7 separate regions of the Homo sapiens genome follow, and regions 1, 2, 3, 4, 5 and 6 are each linked to region 7. The links are chromatin contacts, found by Hi-C or POLR2A ChIA-PET in ENCODE. All regions are on one chromosome and are shown on one strand. Each heading gives the region's core, a stretch centred on a gene start or an enhancer-like site at or near the end of the contact. The rest is flanking DNA. Distances are from core to core; before and after follow the strand shown.

Evidence for each region. A loop is a pair of places that touch in the nucleus more often than their neighbours do. ChIA-PET counts read pairs that join two places held with the same protein, here RNA polymerase II (POLR2A). Pooled maps may share reads with other maps.
Region 1: a loop to region 7 is called in a map with no recorded cell type, with 20 times the contacts of the local background. The contact joins the enhancer-like site here to the promoter of PKM in region 7. A Hi-C loop is called at or near these places in 2 of 37 single-sample maps with no recorded cell type and 8 of 50 pooled maps. POLR2A ChIA-PET finds 5 or more read pairs at or near these places in 1 of 52 experiments (activated CD4-positive, alpha-beta T cell).
Region 2: a pooled map shows a loop between it and region 7 (8-fold over the local background). The contact joins the promoter of RPLP1 here to the promoter of PKM in region 7. A Hi-C loop is called at or near these places in 3 of 37 single-sample maps with no recorded cell type and 12 of 50 pooled maps. POLR2A ChIA-PET finds 5 or more read pairs at or near these places in 5 of 52 experiments (AG04449, T-cell, activated CD4-positive, alpha-beta T cell and 2 more).
Region 3: a pooled map shows a loop between it and region 7 (6-fold over the local background). The contact joins the enhancer-like site here to the promoter of PKM in region 7. A Hi-C loop is called at or near these places in 3 of 37 single-sample maps with no recorded cell type and 6 of 50 pooled maps.
Region 4: a loop to region 7 is called in a pooled map, with 10 times the contacts of the local background. The contact joins the promoter of CLK3-AS1 here to the promoter of PKM in region 7. A Hi-C loop is called at or near these places in 4 of 50 pooled maps. POLR2A ChIA-PET finds 5 or more read pairs at or near these places in 2 of 52 experiments (activated CD8-positive, alpha-beta memory T cell and activated T-cell).
Region 5: a loop to region 7 is called in a pooled map, with 29 times the contacts of the local background. The contact joins the promoter of CSK here to the promoter of PKM in region 7. A Hi-C loop is called at or near these places in 5 of 37 single-sample maps with no recorded cell type and 9 of 50 pooled maps. POLR2A ChIA-PET finds 5 or more read pairs at or near these places in 1 of 52 experiments (naive thymus-derived CD8-positive, alpha-beta T cell).
Region 6: a map of endothelial cell of umbilical vein shows a loop between it and region 7 (8-fold over the local background). The contact joins the promoter of TLE3 here to the promoter of PKM in region 7. A Hi-C loop is called at or near these places in 2 of 168 maps with a recorded cell type or tissue (endothelial cell of umbilical vein and naive thymus-derived CD4-positive, alpha-beta T cell), 6 of 37 single-sample maps with no recorded cell type and 14 of 50 pooled maps. POLR2A ChIA-PET finds 5 or more read pairs at or near these places in 1 of 52 experiments (Caco-2).

The regions. Positions count from the first base shown.
Region 1 is chr15:69,757,861-69,760,560 of GRCh38, forward strand. All of the region lies in intron 2 of LOC107984788 (a long non-coding RNA gene), which reads left to right. Among named protein-coding and RNA genes, the nearest start is that of LINC00593, 76 kb to the right of the region's middle. Within about 2 kb of position 1,316, at least 5 of the 41 ENCODE cell types and tissues checked have a DNase peak (open chromatin) inside an H3K27ac peak, as active enhancers do.
Region 2 is chr15:69,451,566-69,454,265 of GRCh38, forward strand. It overlaps RPLP1 (ribosomal protein lateral stalk subunit P1), which reads left to right and starts at 1,253. Exons shown (of 4, transcript NM_001003.3): 1 at 1,253-1,455; 2 at 2,082-2,156. The coding sequence starts at 1,384. RefSeq lists enhancers at 959-1,008, 1,289-1,538, 1,689-1,798 and a silencer at 1,559-1,608.
Region 3 is chr15:74,396,194-74,398,893 of GRCh38, forward strand. No RefSeq gene overlaps it. Among named protein-coding and RNA genes, the nearest start is that of MIR6881, 14 kb to the right of the region's middle. RefSeq lists enhancers at 68-137, 158-227, 278-627, 309-1,508, 678-877 and 3 more. Within about 2 kb of position 1,303, at least 9 of the 41 ENCODE cell types and tissues checked have a DNase peak (open chromatin) inside an H3K27ac peak, as active enhancers do.
Region 4 is chr15:74,614,466-74,617,165 of GRCh38, forward strand. CLK3-AS1 (CLK3 antisense RNA 1) reads right to left here and starts at 1,327. Exons shown (of 9, transcript XR_007064715.1): 1 at 1-1,327. It overlaps CLK3 (CDC like kinase 3), which reads left to right and starts at 1,371. Exons shown (of 13, transcript NM_001130028.2): 1 at 1,371-1,433. RefSeq lists silencers at 146-465, 886-1,425 and enhancers at 1,514-2,125, 2,126-2,700.
Region 5 is chr15:74,780,667-74,783,366 of GRCh38, forward strand. It overlaps CSK (C-terminal Src kinase), which reads left to right and starts at 1,414. Exons shown (of 13, transcript NM_004383.3): 1 at 1,414-2,054. RefSeq lists enhancers at 864-983, 1,004-1,073, 2,116-2,691 and silencers at 1,294-1,513, 1,624-1,883.
Region 6 is chr15:70,096,561-70,099,260 of GRCh38, forward strand. It overlaps TLE3 (TLE family member 3, transcriptional corepressor), which reads right to left and starts at 1,357. Exons shown (of 20, transcript NM_001105192.3): 1 at 215-1,357. The coding sequence starts at 238. RefSeq lists silencers at 496-615, 626-795, 2,385-2,464, 2,535-2,684 and enhancers at 1,615-2,589, 2,677-2,700.
Region 7 is chr15:72,229,938-72,232,637 of GRCh38, forward strand. It overlaps PKM (pyruvate kinase M1/2), which reads right to left and starts at 1,253. Exons shown (of 11, transcript NM_002654.6): 1 at 1,179-1,253. RefSeq lists silencers at 125-634, 1,195-1,694.

The sequences.
Region 1 (2,700 bases), core at 66-2,565, 2.5 Mb before region 7:
TTGTTGCCCAGGTTGGAGTGCGATGGCGTGATCTCGGCTCACTGCAACCTCCGCCTCCTGGGTTCAAGTGATTCTCCTGCCTCAGCCTCCCAAGTAGCTGGGATTATAGGCAGCTGCCAACATGCCTAGCTAATTTTTGTATTTTCAGTAGAGATGGGGTTTCACCATGTTGGTCAGGCTGGTCTCGAACTCCTGACCTCAGGTGATCTGCCTGCCTTGGCCTCCCAAAGTGCTGAGATTACAGACATGAGCCACTGTTCCCGGTCTAATTCTAGCACTTTCTAACTCTTAGACCTTGGCTTACATAATTAATGTTTCTAAAAGCTGTGATTTTTTTCATTTGCATAATGGAAATTGAAATAGCTCATTGTGATGGTTCTTCATTCAACATGTTTTTAAAGTCCCTACGAGGTGCTCAAGCACTCTGCTGCTGTGATACTGTGGGTACATGACTGGGAAAGCCAGAGGCCATCTGATACAGCCACAGGAATGAAGCTTTGCTGGTTGATAGATGGGATAATGCAGGGGTTGGCAAACTTTTTCTGTAAAGCGCCAGATAGTAAATATTTTAGGCTTTATTCTGCCATAGTAGTGCAAAAGCAGCCATAAACAATATATAAACAAATGGGTGTGGCTCTGTGCCAATAAAACTTCACAAAAAACAAGCAGCAGGCTTTGGCTTGTAGGAAGTAGTTTGCCTACTGCTGGGCTAAAGGTTAATGTTTGTGGATTGAGGGTCAGTTCCAGATCACTCCAAGAAGGTGGCTTCAGATGATGAACATGTGGACTTAGGCTGGCATGCTGGGAGTTCTTCAGGAGGGCCTCCAAATGCATCATTCCTCTTGCTTATGCAGAGCTGGACGGGTTAGATCTCAAGCTGGCTTAATTAACTTTCCAGGCCTTCTTCCTTAATGGCAAAGTACAAATTCAGTAGCATTCAGTGGCCCCTTATAACAGACACAGTAAGTATGACAAAGATACAACCCAGCCTACACTACTGGGATGACAGGGAAAAGTCATCCCAGCAGGGTTTAACTAGTGGTTTCCCAAACTTGAACACTCATTGAATCACTCAGGATGCTTGTTAAAAATACAGATTCCTGGACCCCTACTTTAGAATGATTATTTCAAGCTATAGAGATGACCTGGGGATTCTGGACCATTAGCATGTGGACCAGATGATTTTAAAGGAGGGAAACTCAGAGTTAGGCCCCTTTTAGCTGTGACATACAGTGGTTATCAAAAGAGTAAAGGAAGCCTGTCTGCCCTTGCTGGGCTGTGGTGGGACAGAGAATGGTGGTGGTGGGGATCGTTATCTTGTCTGCAAAGACGTGGCAGGATGTGGTTGACCTGAACTTCCTGTGAATCAAGGAACCAGAGAACAGGGGGGAGAGATTCACAGCCCGGCAGTAGGCTCAGCCCACATGCCTAGAGTGTGCTCAGTGGGTACTGGGAAATGAGAGCCTGGCCCCACCTCTTCTCCGTGACCTTGGGCAGGTCACTTCACCTCTCAGAGTGTCAGTTTCCTCATGGATACAAAGGAGATGATGATAGGTCATTTTCAAGGACACCATGAAGAATAAATAAGGTATCATTTATAAAACCTCTGTCTCCTTGATTAGTGGTAGAAAATTCTCTTTCAGTGGAATCAGTGTCCACCTCAAAACATCCAAGGGCCAAGAGTTAGGAGACCTCCTTCATGGGCGGGGTTTTACCAATGACTCAATGCTCCATCTTGGAGTAAGTGAGATCATGTTGCTGGGCCTCACTTCACTTGACTGTAGAATGGGACGTTATGCACCTGCGGTTCCCTGTTTCCTTTTCAAGGATTCTCTTGAAGGTTGGATGAGACTATGGAATGAGAAGTGTCCTGGTGCTGTCAAGGGATATGGCAAAAAAAATGTGCAAGACCATTCTTGTCAGGTGCGGGGAGAGATGTTGCTGACTTTAATAATGTACTTCTTTCCATTTGTTATTTTTACAACAAAGGAAGAAATAAAACAGGACCTCTGAAAGATTCCTTGTCATATATAGCTTTCTCCTATTGAGTTATTTTCATCTGAGTTTATCAATCAATTGAGAAACAGTCACTGGATATCAACGGTGTACCCAGCCCTGTGCTATGTGTAAGATAAGGAGGTTCAGAGGTATGCCGCTAGGTCCCTAACCATGAGAGACCCACAGTCCAGCTTAGGAGATAACAAATATGTGTTATCCAGGTATGTTAACACATGGGAAGTGAAATAGAAGTGCAGTGATGATGCTGATGATGCTGACAGTAATGATGGAAAGGATGAAGATGATGTTAATTATTCTTCATATACACCACAATTGTACAGTTTACAAAGCATGTTTAGGACGATTATCTTATCTGATATTCAAGTCTAGAAAAACCCTGATTTTACTGATGAACAAACTGAGGGTAATAACTTCTCAGAGATCAGATAGGAAGAAAGTAGCTTAGTTGGACTCCAGCTTCTTTCTTTTGGCCCCAAGAGTGCCATTATCCTCAAGACATCATAACTTTCTTCCTTTAAATTGCAACAGAACATTGCAAAATGCACATTATCGTCAGATAGTAACATGAGTAAATTAGCACATGGGAAGTGAATGTTACAAGATCTCAAAGAGCAGGCAGGTCAGGAGACTGTTGACTGCAGTGAACAGAAGAGGCTCAGTGGAGAAAGCTGTAACTGAGTT
Region 2 (2,700 bases), core at 3-2,502, 2.8 Mb before region 7:
GTTTGGATTTTTTAATAGCTTTAACCTTTCTTGACCAAAATTCCACTATAATGGCTGCTTAGATTTGGATGAAAACTCAACAGCTTTATTTTTTAAAAGTTTGATAGCTTTATAAATGCTTTTTTAAAAAATTCCGGATGTGAAAATATTTATGTTTGTAGTTAAGATTGACCCAAGTGGGACTCTAGATCGGTGGATTCCAACAGAAATGTTTCTTCAGAGATGATTATTAAATAATGGGATGGACTAAACAAAGAAGGTGCCCCCCCCCCACCAAAAAAAAAGATATATATACATAGAACTAACTTTCCGGTAAACTAAGCAAATTCCACGAGGAATGCAAAGATGACCATTTTTGAAGGTAGGAATTTAAATTGGGTTTAGATAACAAATAACGGGTTGTAGACAGCTTACCCATAATCCCTCCTTCCCCCAAGCACTAGGCAGTGAAGTTAGACTTCTGGATTCCACCTCCACGCTCACCGCGCGGCACTATGCAATCTTCGGTTAGTTACCAGGTCTAAGTTAGGCTTCTGGATTCCAACTCCACGCTCCACCGCGCGGAACTATGCAATCTTGAGTTAGCTACCGGGTCTAAGTTAGGCTTCTAGATTCCAAATCCACGCTCCACTGCGCGGTAACTACATAATCTTGGGCTAGTTTACCAGCTCTAAGACTTAATTTTGCCATATGCAAGATGGAGATAACATCCAACTCCTGGTGTGTGAGGATTACGTGAATCCTTGCAGAATGTGGCTCAGTGCCTGGGACATAGTAAGCGCTCTACGGCTTCTGCTAGCATAACGCTGTTAGTTTCTCTCATCCTCCTACATCTACCTATCTCAACCAAGGTCCTGCGCTAAGCAGGGGCCTCCAAGCTGGGACGCAGCCCTTACTCTCAGGGTCAGCGCCGGCTGGGAAGGCCGCGACCTAACCAGGAGATTACGAACAATGTCACCAGGGCCACAGCGGAGCTCCTGCCAAGTCAAGCAACTCATGGAACCAACGGAGGCGAAGTCCGAATACCTAGGCAACCCTAACCTAAAAGTGTTTTTAACGTTCTCAGGTCCTATAATTTACCCAAATAAAGTGGGACCGTATTTGCAGGCGCTGAGAAACTTTCTCAACAGTAAGAACCAATCAGGCGCAGTGCGCAGGCGCCTTCAGTGGGTCCTGGGTCCGCCTCTTCCGCCCGGTGCGGGCGCCGATTGGTCCGCGTGGACACATAAGAGGCTGCGTATAGGCGCGAGAGCCCCTTTCCTCAGCTGCCGCCAAGGTGCTCGGTCCTTCCGAGGAAGCTAAGGCTGCGTTGGGGTGAGGCCCTCACTTCATCCGGCGACTAGCACCGCGTCCGGCAGCGCCAGCCCTACACTCGCCCGCGCCATGGCCTCTGTCTCCGAGCTCGCCTGCATCTACTCGGCCCTCATTCTGCACGACGATGAGGTGACAGTCACGGTGAGTGCGGGCGCGGGCCGGCGGCCGGGCTGCCTGTGGGCGGTGACTTTCGGCTCTCCATGCGGTTCCCGGCTCCAGGCCGTTCGACTGAGCACTTCCGGCCGGGGCCAGGCCGCGAACACAGGCCGCATAGGGCGGGCGCTCCTCGGGGCTGGGGCCTCTCTCCGGGCAGGTCCTGGGCCCCCGGGACCACGTGCGGGCCCAGCGGGCATGGAGTGCGCTTGAGGCTGGGCGCTCCGGCTCCAAGAGCCTTCGTGTAGAAAAGCTCTTCCGCAGTGCTTGGGCACCCTGACCCGTGCCTCGTCTCTCTCAGGGACACTTACTCGGACCTCTTTCGGTGTAATTGCCTTGAATTCCCCCGGTCGTGGAGGAAGGCGCCCGAGCTCGGCTCCACCTCCCAGGTCTTGTAACTTAAAAATAGCCGCGTGACTCAGGCAAGTCCCAGCCCGTGAAACAGCAGTGATGGGCTCGCCTCATTGCAGGGCGCCTGGCACACATCTCTTTTGCTTGTGATAGAATATTTGAGCTGGTTAAACATGTTATGTACACTTATTGAGTGACGTGCAGCATTTTGGAGATATTACATACGCTACGTTTTGATGGATTGACGTTTTTATTTGTTGTAGGAGGATAAGATCAATGCCCTCATTAAAGCAGCCGGTGTAAATGTTGAGCCTTTTTGGCCTGGCTTGTTTGCAAAGGTAAGGTGATGGTGGCAAAGTGATTGTGGTAAGGCCTGCTGATTTACGAGGGCAGTTGTACATGCTAAAGTACCCCCAGCGGTGCCATAACGCCCCACATGCCGCTGGATCTCCTAGGTGTTTTTCGTTGCATGTATATCTCTAGGAGCTAATAAGATTTCAGCTTGTCAAGTCTTACGTTTCCTTATCAGACTCTGGTTTCCCTTTTGCTCTGAAACCATGGTTAAAAAAAATGTGAATCAGGTCATTTATTCCCAAAAAGGGTCACTCGGGAGATAGGTACTACGCATGTTAAGTTGCAAGCAAATTCTTTTTCTTTTTCTTTTTTTTTTCTTGAGACGGAGTCACCCAGGCTGGAGTGCAGTGGTGCGATCTCAGCTCACTGCAAGCTCCGCCTCCCGGGTTCACGCCATTATCCTGCCTCAGCCTCCCGAGCAGCTGGGACTACAGGCGTGCGCCACCATGCCTGGCTAATTTTTGTGTGTGTGTTTAGTAGTGACGGGGTTTCACCATGTTAGCCAGGATGGTCTCGATCTCCTGACCT
Region 3 (2,700 bases), core at 53-2,552, 2.2 Mb after region 7:
CAGCACCTTGTTTGTTTAGACCCGCCCAGTGCCTCACAGCAACCCCATCTGGGTTCACTGTCAGAGCTCTGAGCCCACGGGGCTACTCGTCCCAAAGGCATACAGCATGTCCCAACATCTGACTTCGAAGCTGGGACAGGCCTGGCTCCGGGAGGGACAGAGGCTTCTACCTGGGGTAGCTGAGCTGTCCAAAGAAGTTTCAGCCATGTCGAGCCCCTGGCGTTGCCGAAATCCCCCACCCCACGGTGCCACAGCACCAGGGCAGCCCCTAGGAAAAGCCAGCCCCTCAGAGGCCCTGTGCTAAAGACCAGAAATTGCCCCTGGGTCTCCGCAGGAGTTCTGCAATGGGGAAGTGAGCCCTCCTGAGGCCTGGCTGGCAGGAGGCTCTTCAAGGCCAGCATCATGTGGACTTCCCCCAACCACTCGCGTTTCTGCACAGCAGCCACGGAGACCTGGGGGCTGCTGAAAAACGAGATCAGAAGGCAACGTCAGCCTGAGTGGGCTGAAACCTGAGATGAGGAAATGAGAAGACGTCAGGGGGCTGGAGGACATGGGTTTGAGGACAGCCAGCACCCAGCACTGCAGCTGAGGCCTCCTGAGGGAGCCAGAGGGAAAGCAAGTCCCCTCCCTGCGGCCTGAGTCTCTGCCAGTGCCCAGCACTCCCAAAGGATCCACCCCAACCTGAGAGACCCCAAAGACATTGGAGCAGCCCCAGACACCTCCTCCCAGGGCCACAAAGGCCCCTGACAAGCCCACAGCAGTCCAAGGCCTCCAACTGGAGTCATCTTTGGTAAATCTGGGGCCCATCAGCACCCACTGCCCTTCCTGGTGCCCTAAGCATGCTGGCAGGGGGACTGGAAACTGCATCCCAGTTTGCAGTGGGTGTATGTCTCATACACCCACAATACCTGATGTGGGCGTGACTCACCTTGGGGACCTGTGAGTCAATAAGGGTGTATGAGTAAGGGGCAGAGCATTTCAACTTAGTCCCATAGCACATGAGCTCACTAAGCAAACATTACCTATGTCTAGATTTGGGGCCAGTCACTACCCACTGGAGGCTGTGGGCTCCAAGGTATGGCAGCAGGGGAGGCCAGCCAGGCTCTGCCCAGCTTGCCCCTCCTTGTGAGGACGGACCCAGCCAGGCCTCCCGCATCCGCCCTTAGACTGGGGGACCCTGGGTGGGGGTAGAAAGGGGGACTGAAAGTGGTGTCTGGAGTTAAGCCCATCTCCTCATCCCCCACCATGGGGATCAAGATGGGGGCTAAGAGTCACCCCACCACCACCCCAACCCACTCTGAACGCAAAACAGAAGGGGACAAGCAAAACAGAACTGAAACTGGGCAAAGGAGAAACAGGTCTGGGCCCGCCCCAGGGACCTCTGTATCTCACCCCTTACCCATACACATCCTGACCAGGGCCTCTCCCCCAGCCTGGGAAAACCTTTCAAGCTTGGCCCTCTCTCACCTGGGCTCTCTCAGCCTCCTGCCCTCCCCCATCTTCCCTGCTCCCAGCCTCATGCTGCCCCAGGCCTCACCCCATCAGAGCTAAAAGGACCCCAGGCTGGGCATCTGTAGATCAGGGATCTGGTCTCCCTCTGCCACTACCTTTTGGGATGACCTTTGGGAAGTCATTCCCTTCTCTGAGCCACAGTTTCCTCATCTGGCCTGGGCTGTGGGCATAGAATCTGCAGGTGAGGGCTCTAATGGGTGAGTTTCAGGCCAGGCTGAGACTTTTCACATTATAACACTGAGGCACCCAGCACCTTGACTACCACTCATCCTGGGGACTTGGGAAGGGACAGAGGCTGGGATTGGACAGTAACAGCCAAGACCTTCCCAGGGCACAAACGCTGCCTCCCTGAAGCCTGCCCTGACTGTCCATGCAGGTCACTCCCATCACTTCACCTCCTCCTTCCCTCCACTCAGCACCAGCCACCACTGGGTCACATCTATGTCCCTTTGGCTCTGCAAGAGCAGCCTGGACCCCTGCATCCCCTACCCCAGCACAGGCCTGACACCAAGCAGGGGCTCAACAAAATATGTGTTGAAGGCCAGGCACAGTGACTCATGTCTGAAATCTCAGCACTTTGGGAGGCCAAGGCCAACAGATCTCTTGAGTTCAGGAGTTCGAGACCAGCCTCGGTAATGTGGTGAAACCTCATCTCCACAAAAGATACACAAAATTATCTGGGTGTGGTGGCATGCACCTGCAGTCCCAGCTGCGCGGGAGGCTGATGTGGGAGGATTGCTTGAGACCAGGAGACGGAGATTGCAGTGAGCCAAAATTGCACCACTGTATTCCAGCCTGGGTGACAGAGCAAGACCCTGTCTCAATGTCTCTCTCTCTCTCTCTCTCTGTGTGTGTGTGTGTGTGTGTGTGTGTGTGTGTTGAAAGAATAAAGGCAGAGAAAATAACAAGTGTTGGTGAGACTGTGGCAAGATTAGAGCCCTCACACTCTGATGGCGGGGATGTAAAATGGTATCACCTCTGTGGAAAGCAGTTTGTCAGTTGCCCAAAACGTTGAACACAGAGTTACCATGGGATTCTGCAGTCCCACTCCCAGGTAAATAGATGTTCCAAAGAGTTGAAAACATCTGATCACACAAAAACTTGTACACAAATATTCATACAGCGTTATTCTGGATATTATTATAACAGCCGAAAAGTGGGAACAATGTCCATGTCCATCAACTGAGG
Region 4 (2,700 bases), core at 77-2,576, 2.4 Mb after region 7:
CCACCCAGTCCGGCTAATTTTTGTAATTTTTTGGAAGGGGACCCAGTTTTGAATTAGCTTCTGTTGTTTACTTCGGATAGCCATGGTGGAGCTGGCAGAGATTTAGGGGATACTAAACACCCCTACAAATCACGCCTTGAAACCCCCCGTTTCAGGGAGAGCCGCTGGCGAAGGACTTGATGCGCAGCCGCAGCTCGGAAGCGGGGGGCTCCCCTGCGACACCTCCCCGCTTCAGGGGCGGGCCCAGACCCGCGGGGAGGGGCATGGGCGGGGCCGCGGCTGGCTGGCGGCCGCCGGGGCGGTGCTGGGGAAACCCTTGGCGCCCCCGCGGAGCGGTCCCAAGGAGGGGGCGGTGCCTGGAGGGATGGTCCGCCCCGACTGCGGGTTTCTAGCCCTCGCGTGGCGTGGGGACAATTAGGCGCCACGCCCTGTCGCTTCACTGCGCGACGCTCGCGAGGCCGGGGACGCCACTCCCAGACCGGGCGGGACGCGCACGCTCACAGTGAGGTCTCAAAAGATCCCCACCTCAGTTTTCTCATCTGGAAAGTGGGGCCTCGTAATCCTGTCCGACCCGGCGCGGGACAGTAGGTGTCAGGGATTTTGGTGACCCCACGCTCGAGGCCTCTGCAAAAGGGGGCTGTCCAGTGGCCCAGAGACGCAGCCGGCGGGGCTTTTGTCTAGCGGGGGAGTCTTAACTGAGAGGCCACGCAGGCCGGCAGGAAGCCGCTCCACAGGAGGGGGCTCAAGGAGAGGGGATCTCCTCCCTCCAGACTCCGGCCCCGCCAGAGTAGCTCTAGGGTATCTTCCCAGAAACTGCCCCGCACGCACTGGCGAGCTGGGAGCGCCACCACGGCTTTCAAAAAACCCGCACACACCAAGATAATAATGTGTCGTTCGCTCGTTTCGCGCAAGCGGAGTCGCGTCCGCCTTCCCGAGCTCCGGCACACAGACCTCAGGCCGCTCTCGCGCTCTCCGGGGCCCCGAGAACAATGCCCGTCCTCTCCGCGCGCAGGAGGGAGTTGGCGGACCACGCGGGGTCGGGGCGACGGAGCGGGCCCAGCCCCACGGCCAGGTCGGGGCCCCACCTCTCGGCTCTGAGAGCCCAGCCGGCCCGGGCCGCGCACCTGTCAGGTCGGGGGACCTACGTGCGCCGCGACACGGCGGGAGGCGGGCCGGGCCAGGCTCGTCCCCTCGGCCCTCCCGGAACTAGTCTCCTAGGCCGCGGCGCCCGCCGGAGCGGAGAGGGCTGGTGCCCCGGAGCCTTCGAGTCGGGGGCTAGAGCGGCCAGGCCTCCGAGCCGGGTCGAGCCGAGGCTGGCGACGGCTGCGTCACGCGAGGGGGCGGGGCTGCCACGGGCGGAGGTCGCAGCCGGAAGCGGAAGAGGCGCTCGGAGCGGGGAGTGGGGCCTAGCTGCAGCCGGAGCCTGGGAGACGGTAAGTGTGGGCTGGGGTCCGCGGCGGCGACAGCGGCGGCGGCGGCCGGGGGTGAGTCGGCGGGGCAGGCGCGCTGGTGCCATTCGGTCTCGGCCTACTCCCTTTCTTTCTCCTCTTCGGCCCATATCGGGCCGCGACCTCTCACCCCTGACCCGCTGCTTCTGCCCCGGAGGGCGGTCACTGCAGACCCTGACCTCGACCCCACGGTGTTGAAGGCGGAGCCTGAACGGCCTCTGGGGCCGCTCAAGGGTCCAGTTTGGGCTCTGTGCCTGCCCGCGGAATGGGGTCGGGGTCCGACGTAGAAGAGCCAGAGAAGCCCTTCAGACCCCTCCCCTACCCCTGGCTTCAGGCTTAGTCCGCAGATGACTCCTCCCTTGGCGGCCTGGAGTTTGATTCTGGCCCAGTCCGGCTTTCCCTCTGTCCCCGGGTCTCCCCTCGGCGCCACTGGTGGCGGTTACAGGGGATGGGACTCTGAGACCCCCTGGGACCTGGGGCGGCAGGAAGGGACGCGAACGAGGGCGCAGGCTCCCCTGTGTGTTTTGTTGTGGTGGTAGAGCCACTCCAGCCCGGAGGATGGGCTAGGCCAAGCTGACAGTTCAAATCCCCTGGCTGCTCCTCCGTCCCGCCCGGGAGTCTCTAGCTTTAGTTCCGGGTGTGGGTGCCCTGATGTGGAGCTGGGGTGGAAATTGCCTGAACCAGGCCCCCATCAGAGGCGGAGTTGGCGGCCTTCCAGCTTCCCTTCTTGATGCCCTTGAAAAGGAGGAGCGTTTCACCGTTGGTGGTGGAGGCTTGCGAGGTGGCAGGTTTGAGGTTGCAGTGGTAGGGCAGTCCAGCCAAAAATAACCATGGGTGCTGGGGTGGCTGGAATCCGGGAGGGCAGCCGCTGACCTGGCTGGCTGCACTTCTAGTCAGCCCAGTTCTCTGGCCAGGAACAGCAAATGAGAAGCCGACAAGGCCTGTGCTCAAAGTTGACATCCTTGGCTTGGTTTTCTTCATATCACCTTTTTCCTCATTGTGCAGAGCAGAGCTTCCCAAAGCATAATTGTGGCCTTTAGCTGCTTTTTAAACAAGCTGTTTGCTGAGGTTTTCGAGAATCAGAGATAATTGAGAAATGGGCCCTAGAGCCCTGGCTGGGAGGATGATATCTGCTATTTCCAATATTTTACTTGCCTAGAATGTGTTAAAGGAAGGATACTCTTCTCTGTTATTGCTTTGTGTGTGGTACCTTATAACTCTCATGCTTGTCATCTCTTTTGCCAGGCTGAGA
Region 5 (2,700 bases), core at 164-2,663, 2.6 Mb after region 7:
GGCAACTCCTCCTGGCATCCGAGGCTCTTTAAAACAATCTGCAGCCACACTGTCTCCCAGCTCCGTCTCCCACAGGGCTGTTTGCCCTCTTCTCGCTCCCTCGGGCCTCTTCATGCTTATTTTGTGTTCCAAGACTTTGTCAGCATGCCCCACTTCCTCCCCCCCAACCCCAAGAGTGCCTCTTCCCTCTGTCCACCCAAGCCTGACCCTTGCTTCAGGGTCTAGTCCCTAGAAAGTCCCCCACCTTTACCTCCTCCCTACGCTGGAGTCTCTGGTCTCGCCCTCATCACTGTATCCCCATTCTGTTCCCCGGTCTCACCCTCATCACTGCATCCCCATTCTGTTCCCCCGCCACCCTGCACTCTCCCACCCCTGTCATGCCTGAGCACGCTGTCCTCTCCTGTGGCTCAGAGCAGGTCATCTCCCTGCTTTTCGTTAACAGTGATGTAACAGCCCTTGCTTAACGGAGGGCTCCTCACGTGCCAGCTACTGCATACTAAGCACTTTAAACGTATTAACTCATTTCCTCCCCTCCCCACAAAAACTTAAGAAGTCGGTGCCATTATATATCACCTATTTTACCAAATGGGGAAACTAAAGCACAGAGAGGTTAAGTAACTTGCCCAAGGTCACAGAGCTGCTGACAACTTCTTTATTGCCTCCAGGCTGAACATAAACTCCAAGAAAGTCCCATGAGGCTCTTTGGATCTCTTTTGCCCCTGTTGTTTGCAGGAACCCATCTCCCACCACTCTCCCCCACCCACACTGCAAGCGGCAGCCGCCTGAGCTATATTTAGATCCCAGAAGCCACCAAGCTCCCTCCGCACTCCCCGCCCTTGTGCATGCTGTTCCCTCTGCCTGGTCCCGGCTCTGTGAGGTGTGAGGTCTCCCCGTTAGCCCTAGTTTTCTTTCTGCCTCCTGGGAACCGTGTCCACCACCTCTCCACTTTGATCAATTATTTCCTTGCCGTTGTCTGTCGGCCTGTCAGCCTACCCCCACCCGACCGAGAACGCCTTGACGGTAGTGAAATGGTCTTGCCAATAGACTCCAGAGCAGGCTCCGCCACGATGTCAGCGCCAGGAAATGTTGGTGAATGAATGAATGAAGGCTTTCTGCTGCGAATCAGGCCCACTCTCCACAAACAGACCTGAGGAGAGGGGCCCAGGCCCGGCCCCCAGCGCTTCTGCAGCGGGAAAGCTGCGTCCAGAGAAGGCTGGGAGGTTGCTCCCAGGCCGGCTGAGGAGAGACCCTCGGAGCCTTCAACGCAGCCAGGCGGCAAGTGGGGGCAGGGCGTGGGCGCGGACACACCCCCCGCAGTGCCCCCGGCGCCCGGCAGGGGGCGCCGCCCCGCCGGCCCACGCCCCGCCGCGCGCCGGGCAGGCCCCCTCGCGCAGGCGCGCTGCCGCGGGCGGAGGATCCGGGCCGCGCTTCCTCTCGCCAGGCCTGCGAGCTTCCTCCCAGCGGAGCCCTGGGCGAGCCGAGGTTGGCCGCCGCCGCCGCCGAGCCCGCTGCCGCCCTCCCGCTCCTGCCCCACCCGCGCCTTGCCCGGGGGCTTCTGCCGGGGTGGGGTCCGAGCCGGGCGACCGCCCGGCTGCGCCGCCGTCGGGGCCGTAACCCGGCCCGCCGTCCCTCCCGCCCCAGCCAGCCTCTGGCCGCCGGAGCCCGCGGGGCGTGGAGCGCGAGGAGCCCCGCGGCCCCGATCGAGCGTCCGGGGCGGCCCCCGGCAGCCAGCGCGACGTTCCAAAATCGAACCTCAGTGGCGGCGCTCGGAAGCGGAACTCTGCCGGGGCCGCGCCGGCTACATTGTTTCCTCCCCCCGACTCCCTCCCGCCCCCTTCCCCCGCCTTTCTTCCCTCCGCGACCCGGGCCGTGCGTCCGTCCCCCTGCCTCTGCCTGGCGGTCCCTCCTCCCCTCTCCTTGCACCCATACCTCTTTGTACCGCACCCCCTGGGGACCCCTGCGCCCCTCCCCTCCCCCCTGACCGCATGGACCGTCCCGCAGGCCGCTGATGCCGCCCGCGGCGAGGTGGCCCGGACCGCAGTGCCCCAAGAGAGGTGAGTGCCTGGCCGTCCCGGAGTGTCCCCTGGAGGGAAGAGGGTGGAGGTCGCGCGTCTAGTCTCTGTTGCTGCCACTGTCGCGTCCACTCCCATTCCCCTCTTCTCCCACTTCTCCCTTCTCTCCTTTACTCCCTTGCACGGGTTCGAATTCTCCCAGGAGCCACTGTCAGAACCCAAATTGGAAGGGAGTGCATGAGGGAGGTACTGCCCTGCAGCTCCACGGACTCGTCTTCTCGGGTCATCCCGAGTCCCCCCCTCTGTGGAGCTCAGAGTAGGAGGTGGCTGGAGTCTGGAGGAAGAGGATCCGTATGGGCCAGGTCCCTAGAGAGAGTGCTGGACTCCCCTGCCCTTCCCTGTACAGGGCCTCCCCGCAGGTGCCCTGGCTTGCTTGGTTCTGACCCCTCCCTCATTACCCCACCATGACCCTGCGGGCTGCAAGCAAGCCCAGGGCCCAGCCACCTCGGGTGAGCAGTTAGAAGCCCAGGTCCTAGGACTGAGCCTGTCACCCTTGGCCTCTCAGAAGACCAGGCCTAAGCCAAGGGATCTTTGGGTGGGAAACTGGGCAGGCCTTCTGCCCGGGGGGAGGTAACGGAGCATTAGCACCATGCCCCCACCTTCTGGCACCCTGGGCAGCCCATTCTCC
Region 6 (2,700 bases), core at 107-2,606, 2.1 Mb before region 7:
CCCCCTGGAACACAAGCAGCCCCCCGCGCCACTCGCGCGGAATTAACCTCCTCTCTCAACGGCGCCCCCCGGCCGCATCCCCCTTTGTGTGAGAGCACACACACAAACACACACACCATAAAGGTAGCAACAAGCAAAATGGAGGTGCCAGATAAACTGCCTCGTTTACCCTGCCATGATAGATGCTTAAATAAACCGAGTTGCAATTACTCACCGGATGTCTGCCCTGCGGATACATGGCAGGGAGGGGTCGTGATTCCGAGAGCGTGGAAGCGCCGAGAGCCCGGGCCGGGGAGGTGCGGGGGAGGGGGGAGCCGAGCCCGAGCGGGGGGCGGCCGGGAAACCGAGAGCTCGCCCCCGGCCCCCCCAGCTCGTTCTCGCAGCGAAATCCCAGAGTCGGGCGCCCGCCCCAAGTGGAGACAAAGAGCCGCGGAGCAGGCGGCAAAGTCGTCGGCGGGCGCCGGGGCCGGGCGGCGGGCGCGGGCTTTGTGCGCCTAGGGCTCGGCGGGCAGCGGCCGGCCGCCTTCCCTGGGCTGCGTCGAGCGCGTCAATGCCTGGGACTGCGCGGACATCGTCGGCTCCCCAGCAGGTCCGGCGCGGGGTCCCGAGGCCGGGGGCCCCTCCTGGGGCGAGCTCGGGCCCCCTCCGGGTCACTCAGCGGGTCGCGCCTGTAGGGGGGCGCGCCGGGGCAGCCCCAAGCATCCGGGGCGCGCGGGTCCGATCCTAGAGGCGTCCGGGCCTGGGGCTCGCGGCGAGAAGAGGAAGGAGGCGGGCTACGAGGTGGTGGCTTGGGGCCGCAGGAGCGCCGGAGGGTGAGGGCGGGAGCCCGGCGCGGGCGCTTCGACGCCCCCCCTCGGAGAGGAGAGCCTGCTGTTCCGTCTGCTACTGCCGCTGCCGCCGCCGCCGCCGCCGCTGCAAGCCCTTCCCAGGGCCGGGGAGGAACTCCGGGCTCAGTAGGTGCAAATCAAACGCCCTGGCATCCTAAGTCCAGCGGGCACGGGAAGCCTCCGCAAAGGGTTCTCGCTGCTCCCAGCTTGAGCACCGCGTCCCCACCGAGGAGCGCTCAGCGCCACCGCCGCTGCCGCGTCGGAGCGCACAGGCAGGAGAGCGCTGGAGGGGAGACGCAGCCCGAGACCGGGGAGCTCTACGGCTTCCTTCCTTCCCCTCGGCCCGGCTCTCCTCTCCGCGCCCCGGCAAACCCCCAAAACACACACACCCAACACACACACACGCGCGCACGCACACACACACACACCAAAAAAAAAAGTGCCCCGGACCTACGGATACCACACACAGACAGGCGAAGGGGACGAGCACGAGGTCTGAACTGCCGCGAGAGCAGTTCCAAATAGGGACTGAAAAGTAACAAAATAATGTGGCAGCTTCGTCCGGCGCTGGCCAATGGGAGCGCGGGGCCCCCACGTGGGGCTGCGGGACTCGGCCTACGACTGGGTGCCGCTGGGCGCGACGTCACAATGCCCTCTTGTGTCTAAAACTATGCATGAAAAGTAGCAATCAGGCCCTACCCGCTGGTGACTTTCGCATGGGAGTGAAAAACAGCGCTCCTCAGATCAGGAATTAACCGAAAGACATATAATAAATAGATATATATTATAGTCCTGGGCTGCTCGAGTTTTTTTCCTCCTTTTTTTTCCCACGGTCTACTAGCAAATAATTATTTAGCGGGAGGAGGAAAGAGGGAAGACAGAGGAATAACAACAAAAGAAAATAAGACAAGCTGTACAATCTTCAAAACCTGTGGCTGGTAGTAATGTATCAGTTTATTCTGCAGCGGCGGCGAACGATTCCTCCCTCTAATCTCATTAGGTCTGCAAAGCAGCCCAATTAGATACTATAAAACAAACAATCACTTTGTCACTTTAATGTTTTCACTTCAAAAGATTTAGGACTGATAAAACGGTGGCTCCTAAAGTTGCCTCCGACCTTTAAAAATTTGCTCGGAACTCAGGATGTCCCCTTTTCTTCACCCCTTCTTCTGCCCGCCTCCCCCACATTAGCCCCCAGCTCTCCTTTGTTCACTCGCCCTTCTTTTCAGAAAGCCAAATAAACAGCTCCTTTGATGTGCGGCGGCTGCCTGCGAGGAGAAGTCTGAGGGACTCTGGCTAGGCGGGCAGCGCAGATGGAAGGGCCCGGCTGCCCGTGGACAACAGGCTCAGCCACGGCTGGCCCCATTCGGGGCGCCTTCCCCGTGGGCACAACTTCACCCTCGACGCAGCCTCGCCGCGCGGGCTCCTCACTGCATCCCCAGGCTGAGGGGGTTGGGGATGGGGTCGGGACCCTGCTCGGCCGAGGCCCGGGAACTCCGAGTTCCCACCTGGTTTGCTCAGCCTGCTCCCGGCAGTGCCACGGCGTTGGCGGAAGCCTGTAGGTGTCTCGGTCGCTAGCCTGGACACTCCGAGGGACGCGGACGCTCCCCCGCTCGCTCGCCCCGGCCCCGGGCCCCCCGGACCCCCCGCTTGGTCGCACAGGCCACTCGACTCCGGGGCCAGCTTGCCCGCAAACCGATGGCCTCGCCCTCCCGCGCTCGGGGTTACGGCGGGGCAGACGAGCAAGCAGGGAGTGGACCTCAAAGCGCGCACCGCCCGGTGGACGGCCAAGGCGGGACCCCCGGGGCCCTCCCCGGCAAGTCCGCGAGCCCGCGCGCGAGCCGGCCGCGCGTCCCCGGATCTATATTTTCCC
Region 7 (2,700 bases), core at 3-2,502:
AAAGGAAAAGAAAGAAACGTGCCGGAGAGGCGCGGAACGGGCGAGGGCCAGGAGGCCCCAGCAAAGCCTGCAGAGGTTTATCCCGCCCGTTACGAGGCCCAAGGCCATCGCCCGGTGAAGCGGGGTGGGCCCTGGGCGCGGCCGCTACGTGCAGCCCGGCCGCGGCGAGATGGAGCGTGGTCCCTGGCGGCCACCCGGCAAGGGCCGGTCGAGCTCTCGGGCCCCGAGCCATTCCCAGGCCCTCGCAGGCCGCCCATCTAATCCCGGCCACAGGGGACGGCACCGCGCCGCAGGGGCAACCGCCCTGCCTCCCGGCAGCGGGGCAGGCCAACGTTACGTAAGTCTCCAGCTGCCCCCGGGCCGCCGCATCCCGCCCGCCGCGCGGGGCACCCAGCCCAGCCCTCCGCCCGCCCGCCCCGGACACGGGGCCTCAGCACCGCCCGAGCCTGCTGGGAGCTGGGAGGCGGTGATGGAAAAGGGGGGTGGGACCGCGCTCGGAGACCGGAGCAAGTGGGCGGGCGCGACCAGAGCAGAGAGGGAGGGAGGGAGCGGACACGCCAGGCGAGGAAGGGGATGCGGGGGAGCGGACGTGACCAGCAAGCAGGGGGAGGGGCGGCGAGAGGGAACTGGGGCGCGGGAAGGGCGGTCGCGCATGAATGGAGAATGGACGCGGGAGGGGAACCAGAACGCAGTTTCAATGAGTTACACAGAAAGCATTAGAATCAGGGGACACGCACAGCTTGAAGAGGAGGGGGTGGAAGGACCAGACTTAAGGAGGAAGAGGGGAAAACGAGCACGGAACAGGCGGCGCGGAGAAAGGGGAAGCAAGGGTGGAATCAATCACGAGGGACCGAGAGAAGGCAGGCGAGGATGGAGGCGCATTGAGGATTGGGGCAGGAGGAAGAGGATGGGACCAGAATGAGGGGGTAGGGCTGGGGCGGGAAAGGAGCCGGCGGACCCGCCTGATCTGGAAGGAACGGCGCTGGGGACTTCTGAAGAGCAGGCCCCAGGCGTGAGGAGCCGTTCTCCTCTCTCTGAGCTCCACTGCATCCCAGACGCCCTGGATCCTGCGCCGCCCTGCCTGCGTGCCCGGGGCCGGCCGGCGCGCCGGGATTCCGCACTAGCCGGGCGACTGGCCCTTGGTGGGGACTGATGGCGTAGCCTCCTGCACCGCTCACCTCCGGCGCTGACCGACTCGGGCTACGCTGCAAAGACGAAGAGATCCGGAGCCACGGCGCGTGCAGCTGCTGTGCAAGGAGCCACTGCCTCAGCCTCAAGGTTATCCCGCTGCGGGCCGCCGCAATCCCTCCGCCGCCCCGCCCTCTGCCCAATCCCGGCTCCGGGCGACCCGGGCCCCGCCCCCTGCGTCCCCGCGGGCGCAGTCACCTTCAGGAGGAAGCGCGGCGGCGGCGGCGGAACGCGCGGGCAGGTTGCCCTTTCGGTGGGACTAAATTCTGCGGCGGAAGGACACAGATTCAGAGTCACATTTTAAGAAACCTGATGACCAATGGGGACGCGGCGGGGCAACGGGGCCCGCCCCCGGAGCGACTTTCCTCCCAGACCCCCGGGCGCCGGGCCACCTGTTGCCGCCAAGTTGGGCTGCCAGATGGGGTGTCTTTTCTTGGCTCTCGGCCCAGGCCACCCCAGCTGTCCCGGCCTACCTGGGCAGGGCCCAGATTTATGGGTTCCGGGGCAGCATTCTCCCGGCCCCGCCCTGCCACTCCCCACTCCTCCGGGTGTCTGCTCTGGCGCACCCTCGGAGACTGAGCTGAACGGAAAGTTGGGGAGAGCTGCAGACTTGTGCGTGGTTGGAGGTCCTGGCCGCCTTCGGAGGGGCTCTGGCACTGGAGCGGCAGTAGGGAGAACTAGGGACTGCGAAGTGGGCCTGGAGCGGGAGCGCGAGGCCGTTTTCCTCTTAGGACCATTCATTGTGTTAGGACCGCGGAACAAGGAAGGACCGGTTGGGGCCATGTGAATAATTTAGTAGGGTCTGGAATCCTGCAGAGCGAATGCCTCAGAGTAGAAAGTAAATAGACGGTGTTGATATTAGCGCAGAGCTGGGCATCTGGAAATATCAAGTCAGAACATTAGGGCCGATAACCTATGCAGGAGTCAGCATTTCTGTTTTCACCTTTGTCGTGTTTAAGTCAGTATTGTTGGAACTTTTCTTACATTTTTCTACAAGACATTTTCTGATTTCCCAGTTGTTAGCCAGCAACTAATGATGCGAGCAGTTATCAATTAAACAGCTGTTAACTCTTGCCTTCATTCACAGATACAATGTTGCGCATTCAAAATGTGAAGACCGTTCTCTTAGGTTCTTTTTTTATTTTCCTGGCAAAAGAGACCAAATGGGTGTGACCTGCTCAGGCATACCCGCTGCCTGCAGCTGAATCACAGGCCTTCATTCGCTTCCTGTTAGCTCAGATAAGCTGGGAGGAGACAGTGACAGCCTAAAAGTAAATTTCTGTTTGAAGTGAGATAAAAATCTTTCACTTTCTTCTGTAAGTCTTTCCTGGTCCCTTTAGTTGTTGTTGGGAAGGAAATGCTTGATTATTAAGGTGGTGAAAGAACATGAAGTTGTTGAGAAGGAAAAAAGACATGCCCCCCTAGGGAGGGTTAGATTCCTCTCTATCAGAGAAAGAGGGATGGCATAAAAGTCCCTCCCTGGCCCCTGAGCTGAGGACAAACTAAGAACAG